Regions from separate parts of the Homo sapiens genome. Here region 2 is linked to region 1. A link is a loop called in an ENCODE intact Hi-C map of the cell type or tissue named here. Cell type or tissue: PC-9. All regions are shown on one strand. Links, peaks and the distances in the headings refer to the core of each region. The heading gives the core; the rest is flanking DNA. Region 1 overlaps LOC105372112 (a long non-coding RNA gene). Region 2 overlaps LIPG (lipase G, endothelial type).

Region 1 (2,908 bases), core at 247-2,746:
ATGAGGATACAGCAACTGCCAGGGTGGGGCACTCTGAGTGTTCTCAATGGATTGTTATGTCCTTGGTTTTTAATTTGGGGAGGGGTCAAAATGTTGCCTGTTGTCTTGTATGTGCTGCCTACAACCCATTTGGAATATAGAGGGCAGAAGGGGGGACTCTGCAGCCCCTCCAGACATCCCTGCTACGAAGGTGGAATATCTTGATTGTGCGTGGATTTCGTTATCACCCAGGTAGCTGCTTGCCATTGTAACTGACTTCTCCTTTCAGCTCTTTAATTGGTTAAAATGTTCTAAGACCTCCTTCATGTTGCGTCCAGCCTCAGAAAACAGATCAGAGTTGTCCTCCCCAAGAGGAGTAGGCCACAGAGTTATTACCATGAGAGCAGCTGCTGGGTCTTGAGGATCCCGCCACAAAAGGACAAACACAATGTGTTGGGAATGTCGGAGAACCACAGTTTTCCCCCTTTACCAGGAATCATGCCGATGATGGTGGCTGCCATTTATTGAATGTTTACAGTGAGTATTTTCTCATTTAGTCCTTCAAAGCACTTCACAAGATAGATTCTCATTTTATAACTAAGAAAACAAAGGCTTGGACAGGTTAAGTAACTTGTCTAAGATCACACAGCCAGGACAGTGGGAAAGGGGTGACTGCGCGATGTCTGATTTTGAGTCTATGTTTGTGACTATTAGTTATTCTACTCAGGGTGACCGGCAATCCTGCTTTACTTTGGACTGTCCTGGTTCCAGCACTTGAAGTCCCATATTCTGAGACACTCCTCAGTTCCAGGCAAACCTGGACAGCTGGATTTACTTCCTTGGCAGTGACAGTCCTCTTTCCACTGAGCGCTCAGGGGTCCGTGTGTTCTTCACACCTGGATGGTCACCTGGGTGCGGTTGAGGCTGGGTATTTTCCATAGTGGCCCCCGGGCAACAGTAGGCACATAATTGGTACCAAAGGAAAAAAAATCCTAGTGGAGTTAATGAGTGAATAAATGACTAACGTCACCTACAGCAACTACTTTCAGATTATGTATTGTGAGTCAGGCACTGTTAGGTGCTGTGGGAAATAAATAAGTGAGTTTCAGCTAAATAACTGAGTAATGTGAGTAACTGAATTGCACTCTAGTGTAGAGACTTGCACTGTTGGCGGTGTCAACAAAGATTCATGAAGGGATATTGCACCGCAGGCTTGATGGCTTTAATAACCCACAGCAGTAACGCCACTCTGTTTCGGTAGATCCTGAAGTTGATAAGCCTAATCCCTCACACGGTCTAATTCTTCTGCCTCCCAGCAGATGTGTGAGATATTCAACGCCGCTTCACAGGCAGGGAGAGTGAGTCAGAAAGGAACACAAGCTCATGATCTAAAGCTGTGATTGCATAGTGGCGGCCCTCAGGCCACCTCCAGGCCACTGTTGTGTTTTGTGGTCTATATAATTTTTTTAAACAAAATTGAATTGGTGACTCACACCTGTAACCCCAGTACTTTGGGAGGCTGAGCCCAGGAGTTCAAGACTAGCCTGGGCAACATGGCAAGACTTGGTCTCTACAAATAATAAAAAAAAAGTAGCCGGGTGTGATGATGCCCACCTGTGGTCCTAGCTACTTGGGAGGCCGAGGTGGAAGAATCACTTGAGCTGGGGCAGTTGAGGCTGCAGTGAGCCATGATTATGCCACTGCACTATTGCATGACAGTATTTGAAGACTGGAAGATTTTGCATAAAAATCTGAATTTCTAGTCCCTCTCGATGAAATGGAAGATATGACAGCCCTGTGTTCTCAATCATGGCTGTCACTTGTGATGAGGCATTGACCCTTCAGTTTTCTCATTTCCAGGGCAGTCCTGGCCTGTGTTACCTGAGGCATCAAAACGAAGAGACCACAAGGTAAAGAAAGTATCTCCAGTGGAAGAAGACATGTGACTATAGCAGCCTCAGGGACCCCAATGGTTGTCCCATGTTCCAAAGGATCAAGAACACAGTTGTGAGGAAAAGCCACCTCTGCCAAGGCCAGAAGCAGACCCCTTTCTCCTTCAGGAATCTAGATGCTGTCCCTGACTTCTCCTTTTGCATCATCTTTGTTCTCCTCCTGTTTAGTCAAGTCATAAAACAAACTTTTGGTTTTTTCCAATTAACCATTTCCTTCAGTAAGCGGCAACGCCACTCTTACAGGTGTTCAGGCCAAACACTTTGGAGTCCTTCTTGACTCTCTTATACCCCACCTCACTGCCTGTTTCTGCCATCCTGGTGCAGACCACCATCAGCTCTTGCTTGGGACACCGTGGAAGCATCCTGATTGCTCCTCCTGCTTCCATCCTCACCCTGCTGCTGCCTATTCCCAGCGCTGCTGGGGAGGGATCCTGTCAAACCATAAATGGGATAGCCAGGCACAGCGGCTCACACCTGTAATCCCAGGGCTTTGGGACAGTGAGGAGGGAGGATCGCTTGAGCCCAGCAGTTCAAGACTGCAGTGCCCCATAATCGTGCCTGTGAATAGTTACTGTACTCTGGCCAGGACAGCATAGCAAGACCCTGTCTATACAATTAAAAAAAAAATTAGCTGGTGCACACCTGTAGGCTGAGGTGGGAGGATCACTTGAGCCCAGGAGCTCGAGGTTATAGTGAGCTGTGATTGCACCACTGCATTCCAGTCTGGGCAACAGAGCAAGACCCTGTCTCTAAATACACACACACACACACACACACACGCACACACGGCCTGATGCAGTGGCTCATGCCTGTAATCCCAGCATGAGCTCAGTATATATTTAAATACACACACACACATATATGGCCTGGTGCAGTGGCTCATGCCTGTAATCCCAGCATGAGCCCAGTATATATTTAAATACACACACACACACACACACATATATATAATTTATATTATATATATTATATATTTG
Region 2 (2,908 bases), core at 212-2,711, 93 kb before region 1:
TCCACCTTCTCTGCCTCCAGTCCCCCAGCCCCTGGCCGAGAGAAGGGTCTTACCGGCCGGGATTGCTGGAAACACCAAGAGGTGGTTTTTGTTTTTTAAAACTTCTGTTTCTTGGGAGGGGGTGTGGCGGGGCAGGATGAGCAACTCCGTTCCTCTGCTCTGTTTCTGGAGCCTCTGCTATTGCTTTGCTGCGGGGAGCCCCGTACCTTTTGGTCCAGAGGGACGGCTGGAAGGTAACGTGAATTTGTTTTTATTCCCCCCAGCCACTTCTCTGTGCTGGGTCCCCTCTGTCTTGCTGATTCTTCAAACCCTCCTTGTTCCTATGAAATTCTTCCTTTCCCACTGCGCTGCCCATTCTCTCCTCCAATCCACCTTGGAGTCCACCTGTCTCTCTGCTGGTCTGATGGGGGCATTCCCGGCAAGTCATGCAAAAGGCAAAGGCTGGCAGGGTGCGCTGGCTCTTGCCAGCCCTCCCACCCCCACCTCCTTCCCTTATACGGCTCCCTAAGCCAGTGCTGGTGCTGTCCAGCCAGCCGAGCGGCCTGGCAGCAGCTCTGAAACCTTGTCCTCATGCCTGAACCTGGAGGTTTGAGAGGCAAGAAGGCTGTCAGAGCTGTGTCTCCTGGAGCTGCCTTTTAATCTTGGTGTAGGTGTCTTGAAAGTTCAGGTGGCAGGGTAGCTGGCTTTGGTTTGATTCGTGCTTGCAGGGAGCGTCTGGTGGGTCGCTTGTGCTTAGAAGCTGCCGGGCCTATTCCCCCAGGTTGCCAGCCTTTTCCTCTTCAACACTCTTGTGCTCCCCCGACTCTTCCTCTTCCCACTCCTCCTCCCTTTCCTCCTCCTGGCTTTTAGCTTCTCTTCCTCTTGGGTTCTGTATGGCAGCCTTTGCCAGTGGAGGCAGCTTGCCCTGGGGGAGCCAGAGTCAGTCAGCTCTGGGGGAGTCAGAATCAGAGTGAGAACTAAGTCAGCTGATAAGCAGTGGAGGGCTGGGGAGCCTCTAAACTGAACCCCATCATCTCATCTTCTAGTCTGCTGAGGTTGTGCCAAATGGTCTGTGTGGGCTTGTGTATGTGTGGGAGGGTTACTGTGAATGAATGGAAAGCCTTGCTTTACTCAACATGTTTCCAACTCTGGTGCTAACTAGAAGCATTGCCTAGGGCAGGTCTCATCTCTGGCTCCTCACCTGTAAAATGCTAAAGTTCCTTCTAACTTCTGTGTTCTGGGCCTCTGAGTATGTGTGAGTCATTTCCTTCATTGCAAAAAGTATTTACTGCATACCTACTTAGTGTCAGACACTATTCTGGGAGCAGGGGAGAGAGCAGTGGACAAAATAGATGGCAATCTGTGCCCTTGTGACACTTACATTTCAGTGGTGGGAAGACAGACAGTGCACTGATTAAAGTATCAGTGGTGCTCAGTATTATGGAGAAAAATCAAGCAGAGGAGGAAGGTGGGGCATGTTGGTGGGGGAAGGTGGTGCGATTTTATGATGTGGTCAGGGAAGGCCTTTCTGGAGAAGTTGACCATTGAGCAAAGAGCTGAAGGGGGTGAGAGAAGGAGCCATGAGGACATCTGGGTGAGGAACAATCAGAAAGTCCCAGAGGCTGAAGTGACCCAGGCCAAAAGTAGTAGGAATGTACCTAGAGAACTTTGGGGTCAGAGCAGGTCAGACTCTAAGAGGAAGAGTCTTTGTCCATATGTGGGTTTATCCGCAGATCTGTCTCAGGAATCCAGGAGACTTCTTTTCTCCTAGGTTTCCCCATCTGGCCTCTGCATGAGTGGCTATCTGGGTAGAAGGTGGGGAGTTGTCGAACTCATTATGTCCGTGGTTCAAATTTCTGCTGGTTGGGGCTTTTGTTCATTACTTTCATGACGGTTAACCTGACTTCCGCTCATGTGCATTCAGCAGCATTTTCTGGAACCTTATCCCTCTTACATCTGCTGCATTCTTCCCCCTCTCTCCCTCCTTTCCCCTCCGCCCTCTCCACCACTATATCTCTTTCCTTTTGGTATCTTCTTCCTTTTGCTTCTTAACTCTGAGATAAATTAACTCCAAGATGGTCATTTGGCATCTTTCCCTGCTGGGTGATAGGAGAGTTTGATACTCTCACTTTCTAGCCAGTTATCCAGTGATGCATCCCAGGATGGCTGAAAGAGTGCTGGGTGGGGTCCATTTATGACTTTCTGAAACGGTGTCATGATGACAGCACCTACTTAGTGTTAAGCCACAGTGGCCATCAGTGACATGAGCTGCACTTTGGGAGCAGGGCCGTCTCCTAGGTGGCACTGTGCATGAGCAGTGAAGCTGGAAGGGGGGATTTTTGTTGCTTTTAGGAGTTTCTCCATGGCTTTAGTCATTTACTTAACAAACCAGATGAATGCCTGGCACATGCCATCACTAGAAAGGGCACTGAGGATGCCTGAGTTTCCCTAGATGGGAACACTAGGGGAAGCCTATTTTCCAGCAGGTCAACAGCCTCTTGCCTCCAATTCCAAAATCCACAAACTCTCAAAATTGGAAAATGTGTTTGGTAACTTGTTTGGCAGCAAGACCTGGCCTTACCTGATCTGAACTTATTTGGCAGCAAAAACCTGGCCTGAGATAACAGGAGGCTATTGGTTATCTTTATATTTGCCCTCAAATGTGAGTGGTTATGTATTCTCTGCAGAAATATTAGGATGTTTGATCCAGGGGGAATAGCCCAGGCCCCACTGGCAGCATTATATAATATATGGTGTATGCTCCATGATGCCTTTCTAAAATCTGAAAACTTCTAAATTCTGAAACTCACCTGGTCCCAAGCATTTCAGAAAAAGAACTGAGAACCTGTACTCTAAAAGTAGGAAGGAAGTAGAACTCCTTTTGATAGGAAAGAAGAGGGAAATGCAAGAGAGAGATCTATTTATTTCA

What was found. A loop is a pair of places that touch in the nucleus more often than their neighbours do. Peaks named below come from ENCODE experiments on the same cell type or tissue, not always from the same donor. Only the 100,000 strongest peaks of a DNase experiment are listed, where the experiment ranks them.
Region 2: it touches region 1 in a loop (6-fold over the local background); 4 of 110 quality-filtered maps call a loop at or near these places.

Annotation. Positions count from the first base shown.
Region 1 is chr18:49,655,048-49,657,955 of GRCh38, forward strand. The region is part of intron 1 of LOC105372112 (a long non-coding RNA gene); the gene reads left to right. Among named protein-coding and RNA genes, the nearest start is that of LIPG, 94 kb to the left of the region's middle. In PC-9, for the core only: no CTCF peak of the experiment used is centred there; a DNase peak (open chromatin) is centred at 1,234; H3K4me3 peaks cover 567 bases; H3K27ac peaks cover 1,802 bases.
Region 2 is chr18:49,562,173-49,565,080 of GRCh38, forward strand. LIPG (lipase G, endothelial type) reads left to right here. Exons shown (of 10, transcript NM_006033.4): 1 at 1-233. The coding sequence starts at 137. Among named protein-coding and RNA genes, the nearest start is that of LIPG, 1.6 kb to the left of the region's middle. RefSeq lists an enhancer at 92-592. In PC-9, for the core only: no CTCF peak of the experiment used is centred there; DNase peaks (open chromatin) are centred at 463 and 1,239; H3K4me3 peaks cover 2,500 bases; H3K27ac peaks cover 1,955 bases.